2 separate regions of the Homo sapiens genome follow, and region 2 is linked to region 1. Evidence: chromatin loops called from intact Hi-C (ENCODE). Cell type or tissue: chondrocyte. All regions are shown on one strand. Each heading gives the region's core, and the rest is flanking DNA. Links, peaks and the distances in the headings are about the cores only. Region 1 holds the start of RNU6-1 (RNA, U6 small nuclear 1). Region 2 overlaps PIAS1 (protein inhibitor of activated STAT 1).

Region 1 (5,000 bases), core at 1-5,000:
ACTAGCAAAGCAGTTGCACCATTTTTCTGTTGGAAAGATATTTCAGAAAACATTGCCTAAGTCATCGCAGGAAATCTGAACGTGGTTGGACTTTGTTTCCTCTTTGTCTTACCACTCGGGACTGTGTTTTTGTAACTCAATTACCTGAGACCTGGGTCCCGATCTTTTCAGGGTCTGTGCCTCTGTAAGTCTTATCAGGCTTTACCTCTCAGTGATTGGTGTAAAATGATGACAGTAAAACAGTAAAACCCACAGGGTGGGGCTGTCAGGAATTTTTTAAACATTATTTTATTTTTCTGCCCCCTCCCCCTTTTCTTTTTTTCTTTTATTATTTATTTATTTGGTCTGGAATATTTCAATGAAATATTGGTGAAGCCCTTGACATATGGTAGATACTCATTAAGTGGTGGCTTTTTTTTTTTTTTTGATTCAAAGGATTCTGTCACTCTTATTGCAAGTTCCTCATACGTTTATCGTTGCACTAGTTCCTGTTATGTTTCGGAGCTGAAATGGATCAACTTTGGCAAGACGAAATTTCCTTAAGTGTAAGGTACTGCAATACTCAGGATTGTGCAGAGGGAAGCAGAGGCAAGATGGGAAAGATCGCAAACTAGGGCCCGAGGGCCAGAGGCAAAATGCACCGCAGAGATGAATCTGCCTAGGCCCCACCTCCTTCTATTCCGTCTCCTAGGACTACTACATTTTATTTGTGTTAAAAGATATCACCTGTAGATGAAAGGTGTTTTCAGTGGTAAACCGTGCACCGGCGTATAAACGTGGTGTAAAAAAAAAACCAAACAGAAAAACAACCTGATGTAAAAACAGAAAAACAACCTGATGTAAAAATATGGAACGCTTCACGAATTTGCGTGTCATCCTTGCGCAGGGGCCATGCTAATCTTCTCTGTATCGTTCCAATTTTAGTATATGTGCTGCCGAAGCGAGCACGGTGTTTCGTCCTTTCCACAAGATATATAAAGCCAAGAAATCGAAATACTTTCAAGTTACGGTAAGCATATGATAGTCCATTTTAAAACATAATTTTAAAACTGCAAACTACCCAAGAAATTATTACTTTCTACGTCACGTATTTTGTACTAATATCTTTGTGTTTACAGTCAAATTAATTCTAATTATCTCTCTAACAGCCTTGTATCGTATATGCAAATATGAAGGAATCATGGGAAATAGGCCCTCTTCCTGCCCGACCTTGGCGCGCGCTCGGCGCGCGGTCACGCTCCGTCACGTGGTGCGTTTTGCCTGCGCGTCTTTCCACTGGGGCCGGGGCGGCGCGGAGGGTTCAGACGCGGGCTCTTACTCAAACGCTGATCCCCGAAACTACCGAGCAGTGTCTGCGCGACGCGAAAGCATTTTTGGAGCGAGGGGCCATGGTGCCCATGGGATTCCCACGGGTGTTGGACTCGGGACCCCGAAAAGGTTGCGAGTCGCTGGTTGGACCCTTCCCTGCGCGGGGACCCGAGAGACGTGACCCTAGCGAGGCCTGGGGCCACCCACTGTGGGCTGGAAGGGGCCGACAGGGGTTGCGGCGGGGGATCGTGGGGAGGGTTGGCCAGGGCGCGCCTTCAGCTTCCCCTCGGCTTCTCGGAACTAGCTCTCTGCATTCGGAGCCAAGGCGATGAGGGTGTCTGCTTTGGGACGCAAACTTCCAGTAGTGGTGGAAGTCTGGGAAGGGTCACCACCGTTTGAGCCAACATTTAGAAAGAGCCAGGCGCTTAACCTAAATGGTATCATTTCCCCCATTTTGCAGTTTAGCAAACAGGCTCTGGGAGGTTAAACCATCTGCTCCAGTGATCCTGCCACTGGTTAAAGTAGTTGGGATTTGGATGCGAGTCTGGTTTCAAAGACTTTTTTTTTTTTTTTTTTTTTTTTTTTTTACGCAGTGGAGTTTGGAAAAGATTTGAGACCACAAGTGCAGCCTCCGCTTTCCTTGTTAGAGTTACTCCAGAAGCCCTGACCAGCTCAGACTTTCCTTCCTACTTCCATTCCTTCAACAAATATTGAACATCTGTGGTGTCAGCACCCGGGCTTCAGGGATGCGTGAGTGGGCAGGGTTGCTATGGTCATGGAGCTCGGTTCCAGCAGGGGAGCCAGGCAGACATGAAAGAGCCCTCTGGATGCCGAGACGTGTGCTGTGAAAGTGTGGCATAGAAAGTGCCTGGGGGATGATGGCCACTTCAGTGGGGCAAGAGAGAAGGTGACATTGGAGCTGTCATTGATGATAACGGCGGCAGCGCTGAGGGGACGGGGACCGAGATCCAGGCAGAGGACCTTGCAACCACCTGACTCAGTGTCACCCATCTGGGCCAGCCCTTCCCGGGAGACCACTGTGGTGGTAGTTGCTGCTCCCAGCAGTGCTGTGGCTCAGTACTGAGAGAGGGGAGGGACCTGGGGAGCCACTGCCAGGGAGTTCGGGCTTTGGAGGCTTGAGTTCTCCCCACTCGGTACGCCTCTTAAGTGAAATGGAAGTCATTTGACTAGCTTCTCATCTGACCTTACTAAATAAGCAGTAGGCAAACGCAAACCTCAGAATGCTAATATGGCCTTTACTGAGTGAAAAGAGCTAATTTGGACAATGATGTTTACCTCAGATTTACAAAAGAGAATTGCAAATAACCAAAAAGCACATTAACATGGATGGGAGATGATGCTAATCTTCAATTAGCATCCACATTTTTATTCATTTATTTAGAACAGGTAGGGCTGGTGGTTTCATAAATGCCTTATTGTGGAAACTAGCATGAGATACACCTAGTTATTGGTTCAACATTTCTGGCTACATGAGCATGTGTTACTTTGAGCCAGAGGTAGATTTTTTGTTGTTGTTTGTTTTTTTGAGATGGAGTCTCGATCTGTCACCCAGGCTGGAGTGCAGTGGTGCAATCTCAGCTCACTGCAACCTCTGCCTCCTGGGTTCAAGCAATTCTCCTGCCTCAGCCACCATGCCAGGCTAATTTTTGTATTTTCAGTAGAGACGGGGTTTCACCATGTTAGCCAGGCTGGTCTGGAACTCCTGACCTCAGGTGATCCACCCACCTTGGCTTCCCAAAGTGCTGGGATTACAGGCGTGAGCCACCATGTCTGGACTCTTTTTTTTTGAGATGGAGTCTCACTTTGTCACCCAGGCTGGAGTGCGGTGGTGTGATCTTGGCTCACTGCAATCTCTGCTTCCTGGGTTCAAGAGATTCTCCTGCCTCCACCTCCCAAGTAGCTGGGACTACAGGCTCACTATCATGCTGGGCTAATTTTTTTTTTTTTTTTTTTTTTTGAGTCAGAGTCTCGCTCTCTTCAGCAGGCTGGAGTGCAGTGGCATCATCTTGGCTCACTGCAACCCCTCCTCCCAGGTTCAAGCGATTCCCCTGCCTCAGACTCCTGAGTAGCTGGAACTACAGGTGTGTGCCATCACCCCCGGCTAATATCTGTGTTTTCAGTAGAGACAGGGTTTCGCCATGTTGGCTAGGCTGGTCTCAAACTCCTGACCTCAAGTGATCTGCCTGCCTCAGCCTTCCAAAGTGCTGGGATTAAAGGCGTGAGCCACCGCGCCCCGCCAATTTTTTGTCTGTTTTTTCTTGTCGAGCAATTTTGCAGAGGAGAAAGATCTGAGTTCTAGTTCTCATTCCACCTGGAACTGTTTGTGACCTTGGCCTGCTCCCTGTACCTCTCTGTCTCTGGTTCTGTTTTAGCTTCTGCAAAGTGAGGAAACTACCCTAGAGATGATCCTTGACATTTTTCAGCATTGAAATGCTGGCATTCTTGCAGCTGGATAACTGAAGGACGTTTTTGGATAATTGTAATTTTCTGATATTCTGCATTCTCCCAGTACCATGAAAAAAAATAATAATTAGCAAGATGTAAAAATTCAAGAGGGTTTTTGTTTTCTCTTTGAGAAGGGCGAAGCAAACTGGTCATCCTGGAGCCATGGAGGGCCCCAGGATCAGCCCCCAGGGGCGGCTGTGGATCTAGGGCCTGGGACCTGCTGAACCGTATCACAACATGCCTCTGAGCTCCAAAGGCCAGTACAGACGAAGCGGGAGGCTGGTGAAGGGGAGGGGATACATTGAATGTAGCATGGAGGTGGAGGAGAGGAGGAAGCATGGAGGGGCTCAGGGAGGGGAGAGCCGAGTGGACCATGACTTCATGGGAAGTCCCAAGCCCCCACAGGCCTTGAGGGAATAGGCATTGCAGGCGAGGAGAGTGTGGGTGCCAGAGAGGACTGGACTGGTGGGCAGGCTTGGAGTTGCAGTGGGAGCCGGCTCCTGCCGCCTTCAGAGTTGTTGGCTTCTCTTCACTCTGCAGTCCTGAAAAGAACTGAGTCCTGGCAGTCTTCCCTGAATGTTCTGGACTACAGAACCCCAAGAGATGAGGAGTGGTCCCCCTATCCTGTTTGAGGTGGTACTTCCCACTACCTGAGTAGGAGAGAGCAGAGCCAACTTTATTTCGAACAATTAAGAAATGGGCTGTTTCATATGGAAAAAATGTCAGTGAAGACATGAACTCTTAGCATTCTCTAAAATTATGTAGTGTTTCTCTTACAGCCAGAGAGCATTGCATGTTTTCGTGTATCATTTTATTTGAAGCAGGAAGGGCTGGGGACTCCCAGCAGCCCCACCGGAGGGAAGGAGGGAGGAAGGAGCGGGGATGTGGAGAGAGGCCCCTGTGACCTTGTTTATGTGCAGGCCTGGGAGGAATGGCATTAGTGGTTTCAGGAGGTGTTGCCCTGGGACTGTAGCACAGGGACAATGCGCTGAGTTCACATGCCTGACCCTGAAGCTCCAAAGGCCTCAGACACAGAGCATGGCCAGAGCAGGGTTGGAGGAGGCCTGAGTGTGGGGGAGGACCCACTCCCCCAGGCTGCCAGAAATTCCTGTGAGCTGCTTATGCTCTGAGTTAAGCCTTGTTCTTATAACATCTCTTTTGAAGTGCACTCTGTCACCTAATTCACCTCAATGTGAATGAGTTTTTCCAAAGTTAAGCTGAAGGGG
Region 2 (7,299 bases), core at 1,511-6,510, 310 kb after region 1:
AAAAAAAATTCAGAGTCCAAAATACTTATAGTCCCAAGCATTTCGGATCAGGGATACTCAACTTGTACTAGTGTAAGGGGCACATAATGAATAGAGTATATTTCAATTACAGAGAAATTATCTCATGAACTTGACAAATAATTTTTAAGACTTTTGAAAAAGCAATAAACAAAACTATCAGTATAATATAATATAATATAGTATAATATATATCAGTAGTTGGAATTAGTATTTGAAGGATTAGCAGGAACAATAAAATACTGTCTACCTAGAAAAGAATCTCTGTCACTATTAAGCTTTGGTGGGGTTTTTTTTGCTGCTGAACCTCTTTCATATGATGTAAAAATTTCATTTTATATTACCAGTACAAGTGGCATTTGTTAGTACCACATTCTTTTTGCTGCTTTTATTTTATTTTTCTATTTGCTTACATGTTTCAACTAGAGTGAGCATACCTTTTCACTGAACTTGTTGCAGTTTCTGCTTGATCTCTTCTTAAATATTTATATAAAGCCTTAGGGTAATTCCAAGTTCTGAAGATTCAAGTTGTCAATACATAGTTTCACATTGTTAATTAGCATTTCTCCAGTTTCTGTCATACTTGAAGCATTAAGCAAGTAAATAATAATGGTGAATAAGATTTTTTTCTAAAAGAAGCTTTCCAGTTGGGCCTGGTGACTCATGCCTGTAATCCAAGCACTTTGGGAGGCTGAGGCAGGCGGATCACTTGAGGTCAGGAGTTCAAGACCAGCCTAGCCAACATGGTGAAACCCCATCTCTACTAAAAACAAAAAAAACAAAAAAACAAAACACACACACACACACACACACACAAATTAGCTAGATATGGTGGTGCACACTTGTAGTCCCAGTTACTTGGGATGCTGAGGCAGGAGAATCACTTGAACCCGGGAGGTGGAGGTTGCAGGGAGCCGAGATTGCGCCACTGCACTCCGGCCTGGGTGACAGAGCGAGACTCTGTCTCAAATTAAATAAATAAATAAACAAATAAAGCTTGTCAATGCTATATCAGATTAGTATGTTGTATGCTCTAAAATTTAGGAATTTTTTTTTTTTTTTTTTTTTGGGGGGGGAGACAGAGTCTTGCTCTGTCACCCAGGCTGGAGTGCAGTGGCGCCATCTTGGCTCACTGCAAGCTCTGCCTCCCAGGCTCACGCCATTCTCCTGCCCCAGGCTCCCAAGTAGCTGGGACTACAGGCACGTGCTACCACACCCGGCTAGTTTTTTGTATTTTTAGTAGAGACGGGGTTTTACCACGTTAGCCAGGATGGTCCCGATCTCCTGACCTCGTGACCTACCCACCTCAGCCTCCCAAAGTGCTGGGATTACAGTCATGAGCCCCTGCTCCCGGCTGGGAAAGTTTTAATGTTACTTGTTCCTCATTAATGTGAAATTTATTAATGAAGGTAAATTCGCTTTTTTGACACTTCTTTTTCCTCCCTCTCAGAAAATGTGTAGCATGTAAACACAGATAGCTTTCCGAACTTTAAATAAAAATATGACCTTCCAGAGAGTATTGTAGTATATTTTCTGTCAAAAGAGGGGAGTGCATTAAGTTCCATGTCTTAATATTCCCACCCTTTCCCTTTGGTTTCTAGTGTCTGCTCTGTCATCAAGCAGTTGCCTAATCATGAGCAGATTGCATAATCTTTTTGTGCCTCAGTTTCATCAGCCCTTCACTTAGAAAAATACCTATCCTACCTGTGTCTTAATAGGCCTTGTGCAAAGTTTAAATGAAGTAGGCAGCGTATGTTAAGAATGCTTTGAAAAATGTGTGTAGCTATAAAATACAAGATGGCAGCAATTATTTTTCCTTTTACTTCTTTTCAAGTCTCTTGATCTTCCTCTTGATCCCAGCACCAAATAGAAACTGATCCTTCTCATTTAGATCTCCTTCCTACCCTTCGTGAACCTCAGCCGTCTTTTCTTTCTCTTACCCAACCATGTACCCTTCACTTAGTCTTAGCTTGTTGATTAACTGTTTTTTTTTGGTTTTGGCTTTTCTTTTTTTTTTTTTTTTTGGTCCCCTTCTACCTCTGTCATCTCTGGGTAGTCTGTCTGCTGGTAATGGATATTCATCTGTTCATTTGCCAAACCAGCAGCTTCTGTTTGAAAACCTTCTTTAATATTCCCTCTGCTTGTTGTGATAATGGCCCAAGTATAATCTTTTCAAGAGCTACTTGAAGGCATAGAGAAAGGTTAAAAGGTATAAATTAGGAAGCCCATCTCATTTGTCATTTAAAAAAAATAGATACTATTTTAGATATATCTGTTACCTACTAAATATGGTTTATAGCTTTGACATCTTATTGTCTTTGGCTTATACTTAGTCTTAACAGTATTCTTTCATGTAAGTGCCTTAAATTCATTAGCTTCAAGTATAGGTAATATTAAATCCAAGACAGACCTGGGTTTAAATTCTAGGTTTGTTACTTGAAAATTGCAAAATTAGGGCAAGTTCTTTTACTTCTCTGTACTTCAGTATCCTCATCCATAAAAACAGGTTTATGATCATCTCGGCAGCTTTTTGGTCAGGATTAAATGAATTACTGTTCATGAAAACACCTAAGACTGCTTGACACACAGTAGGTGTTTTAAGAAGTGTTAGTTTTCTTTCCCTATCATGGTGAGATTAAAATAGATGTACTATTTACTTACATATGTTGTTTGTTTTCTACTTCTTTTTTTTTCCAGAACTATTCCATGGCAGTATATCTTGTAAAACAGTTGTCCTCAACAGTTCTTCTTCAGAGGTTACGAGCAAAGGGAATAAGGAATCCGGATCATTCTAGAGCTTTAAGTACGTATGATAAACTTATTTCACTTATTCAGCTATTTTGTTAAAGGTTAGAGTAGTATTTTCTCAACTCAAGAAATTTTAGAATTTGTTTATTCACTGGAGCCTGTTGTGTAGTTCTTAGAGTAGTTCTGATATCTTTGTCATGAGCTATATTTTATAATCTATATTTTACTAATCTTAAAATTAACTTTGTGAAGTCAGTGCACAAACATGGAAGAATATTATTCTACAACTTCATAAAATCAATGTTTAAGGAATTCTGGGAAATGGGAAGGGCATCTTGGCATAAATTTCAAGAAAGTTATTTTAGATTGGTGGTTTATCCAGGAAAAATGTACAGAATTATATCATGGCCTCACCCCCTGCATTTACAAAGTGAAGAGAGCCAGTGGGGTGGTAGAAATAATAATTCTGCCATTAATCAATTATATGACTGTGGACAAGTAACGCTGCTCCTGAGTTTCATCTTCCTCATCTGTAACAAGAAGTTTATGCCGTCTGATTTCTAATGCTTCTGCGAAGTCTGGGTTCATACGTGTGAATTACTGGATGGTTTGTTTTGATACGTTGAATTTGAGATTCAAGGTCTTCAAATGGGGCTGTGCTGACCTCTGTTTTTAAGGGTTAAGGTCAGAGGGTTTGGCCTTTCCAAAGAGGTGAACTAAGTTCTTCGTTTATTCTTTTATTTGTGAGAGCCGGGGGCTGCGTGGATTTAGGAGTGAGGGCTGGGGACTTAGAAACAAAACTTTTATAGGCAGGTGTTAGATAGCTATCCTTTAAGGACTTTTGATGTGAACTGATTAATGAAGCCCATTATCAGATTTGTACTTAGGAACACTCTGGTGGAAAGAACTAAGATAATAGCAGCTTTCCTTTTGTAGCATAGCTATTACCCCTTTCTGTAACTTATTTCTGTGGCAGAGTAAAAGATCCCACTACCCCTGAATATCAATATACCCTTAATAGTTCATTGAAGAATTTTTCTGTATTAAAATGGTCCTTTAAAAATGCAGCTAATCCTGAATCAATGGGAGCACACTTTGGCTAATGCCTCTGTAGGCATGCATTGACAGATGATGGAGACCTAGAAGGGCAGCACTGATTTGGGATCTGCGGGAGTGGTGGCACCATTTGGCAGGGATAAGAAGATGGTAGGGATCCTGAAAGAAAAGACAGACATCTGCCTTGAAGGAGAGTATAAGATAACTTGTCTTCTATCACAATCTTGCTGAAGTTATTCCTGGTCATTCTACTGAGAATCTTCGTATTTGCCTCACAATACTAGAATCTCAGCCAGTCAGAAAGCAAAGAATTATGTGAGCCTGTATGGAAGAGGGAATACCAAGAAATAAGGCAGATGAAGTTATTTTATTTAATAGTAACAGCAACAACAACAATAAGGCCAACTGTCTTTGCTCAAGCTGTTAACTCTTCTCCGCTTGTAGCTATAGCACCACCTGGAGGGAGAGTGGGAACGTGAGTCTGGAATTGAATTATTTTATTTTCTCCGAGAAACCACTATTAGCTACCATTAAGCAGCAAAAACTGTTTAATTCAAAAGCTATTTCTAGTCTGATATACTGATGGATGTGGAGAATAATTGTACACTGGATGAGATTTTTGTGGAAATTGATACCTTACCTTACTTATTGGCCAGGGAAGCCAATGGAATATTAATTTGGATCCCACCAGTAAGAAATTTGTTGTAATTTACTAAAAAACAGGTTATCTACCTTTACCTGTATGCTGCCTGTAAAAAAAAAAAAAAAAAAAAAAACCAAAAACTTTCCCAACAAATTATGTAATTAAAATTCTGTTTACAATAACTTGACAAAAGGAAATGTCAGGTATTTTAAAAGAGTCAAATCAGTTACAAATATGTTCTTTGTAAGTCATTCTTAATAAAATAAGTACTTCTAGCAAAGTTTTAGTAGTCAAGCCAGACACTCTTATGTTCTTGAAAGAATAAAGTTGGTATTATTTAGACTTTTCACAGAGAACTCCATTCTCTGAATCATTTGATTTAGTAGGATTTTGTCTTGCAGTTTCTGCCTTTGTGTAGAGTTGTCCCCTCACAACTATGAAAAACAGTCTTTTACCAACTCTTAATCAAGTTTCTTTCTCCTCTTCCTTCTCCCTTCAGCAGTTATTTCAAGCCTTAGCCATAATCTAATCAAACACTATCCCCCTCTCTCAGCACTCTGCCAATGCATGAAAATTGGGGCTACAAGACATGAATTACCTAAACCACCCATTTCTTCCTTAATCTCAGTGCCACCATAATTACTTTTTTAGCTTATCTACATTTGTGCCCAGTCCTCGCTTTATTTTGTTCAGTGTCAAGAGGAAATCTCCCTTTCCCTGCTTATTCATTTATTCTTTTCATTCAAGAAATTGTGTTAAGAGTCTACTGTGTTCCAGGAACAGGAGAATATAACATTAAACAAGACACATACCATCTCTGCATCCCCCAGAAGTTTGCAGTCTGGTAAGAAAGACAGGCATTAAATAATTGCACAAGTCATTAATGAGTTAAAGTTTTGACATGTGCCTTGAAGAAGATAGACAGGGAACTCTGTAGAGGTACAATAGGGGAACGTAGTCCTCTCTGATACTGTGATACTTAAGGCAAGATTATAAGTATGAGGAGAAGTTAAGCTCCAAGATGGGAACAGAGTATGCCAGGAGAAAAGGCCAGTGCAGCTGGAATAGAGAGAGCCAAGAAGGGCTGGGTGCAGTGGCTCACCCTTGTAATCCCAGCACATTGGAAGGCCGAGGCGGGTAGATCACTTGAGTGAGGTCAGGAGTTCAGACCAGCCTGACCAACATGGTGAAACCCTGTCTCTACTAAAAATACAAAAAAATTATCCTGGCATGGTGGCATGTGCCTGTAGTCCCAGCTACTCGGAAGGCTGAGGCACGAGAATCGCTTGAACCCGGGAGGCAGAAGTTGCAGTGAGCTGAGATCGCACCACTGCACTCCAGCTTGGGCAACAGAGAGAGACACTGTCTTTAAAAAAAAAAAAAAAAAAAGAGAGAGAGAGAGAGAGCGCCAAGAAGGAGGGTGACCAGAGAGTTGGACAGGTATAAGTTGACATAGACGATATGAAGATAGATGATAGAAAACCATTAAAAGATTTTTAAGCAGAGGAGTAAATGACACGATTACATTTAGACAATCTGATTCTCACTTTGAAGACGAATCAAAGGAAGGCAAGGCTAATGCAGTGAGGCCAGTTGAGAACCTGTTTGTAATAGTATACGTAAGAGATGATAATGTCTTGAACTAAGGTGATAGTGGTAGATAGAAGTTGACAGTTTTGAGAAGCATTGAAATGGCATTGACTGTGTGTGTGGAGTGATGAGTCCAAGGAGGAGTGCTAAGCTTCTTACTCAAGCACTAGGTAACATGGTAATGCCATTTACTGAAACAGAAAACTGTGTTGAAAAGATCAGATTGCAGGGGGGAGATCAGAGTGGACTGTTAGACTTGTGGTGTTTGAGATGGGATGAGACATCCAGGTAGAGATGCTTGGTAACAGTATTATGAGACCTGGCTCCCTCATATATCTGCTCTTTGTCCTGTGTTTTCAGTTCCTCTCTGTCTGCAGGCTTTTTCTGTCACTCTGTGCTGTCAAGACTCTTTTATCTTTTAAAAAATAGGAAAACAAGCTCCTCTATGGATAGAGCTCTGTGTTCCTCCCATTGTTCTCATCCGAATTTTTGTGAGAGTAGTCTACACTTGCTCTTTTTACCTCCTCACTGCATCTCATTATGGTCTTTAACCCTCTATCATTCCACTGAAATTGCTCTTTCAGATGTCACAAATGATGATCTGATTGCTAAATTTAAAGTGTATATTTTCAGTTTTCATCCTGAATACTTCTGCTGCATTTGATATGAACCACTTTCTCCTTGAAATTCTCTCCTTTCTTCTCTGACCATATCTTCTCAATCACCTGCCTTCAATGGATTCTCTTAAGGGAAGCATTCTAAATGTGGCTGTTCTTGGAGTTTTATCTTGGGTGCACTTTTCTACGCACCCTTATGGTTTAAAACTAACACCCACCCCAAAATACATGTCTTCATCTCAGACCTCTCCCCTGCGTTTCAGACTTATATAGCTAACTACCTTCACCTAAGCATTTCACTGGTTCCTCAAATTCAAGTATTTAAAACTGAACTCACCAACTCCTGTCAAACTTACTCCCTAAATATTTCTCAAATGTGCCTTCTGTCTATCATGCTATCATTGCCCTTGTTTAAGCTCTCATATCCTGCTTTTATTTTAAAAACCATTCTTAGATAAAACATCCCTCTCCTTGACGCCTTTTTCTATCTCCTCTGGTAGCCTCCTAAGTGATTTATACAGATCTAAAATCTTACCATTCTCATTCCCTTGCATTTCATGGCTTCTTAACACCAAGGGAATAAAAACTCCAAGTATGTTAGCATGACACACAAACTTTCCATCATGT

The links. A loop is a pair of places that touch in the nucleus more often than their neighbours do. Peaks named below come from ENCODE experiments on the same cell type or tissue, not always from the same donor. Only the 100,000 strongest peaks of a DNase experiment are listed, where the experiment ranks them.
Region 2: a loop joins it to region 1, with 4 times the contacts of the local background. A loop is called at or near these places in 11 of 110 quality-filtered maps.

What each region holds. Positions count from the first base shown.
Region 1 is chr15:67,839,098-67,844,097 of GRCh38, forward strand. It overlaps RNU6-1 (RNA, U6 small nuclear 1), which reads right to left and starts at 948; the gene lies at 842-948. RefSeq lists enhancers at 886-1,838, 1,294-1,343, 1,839-2,790. In chondrocyte, for the core only: a CTCF peak has its summit at 2,127; a DNase peak (open chromatin) is centred at 1,283.
Region 2 is chr15:68,150,875-68,158,173 of GRCh38, forward strand. PIAS1 (protein inhibitor of activated STAT 1) reads left to right here. Exons shown (of 14, transcript NM_016166.3): 7 at 2,716-2,821. Among named protein-coding and RNA genes, the nearest start is that of CALML4, 51 kb to the right of the region's middle. In chondrocyte, for the core only: CTCF peaks have their summits at 4,279 (motif pointing left) and 4,498; no DNase peak of the experiment used is centred there.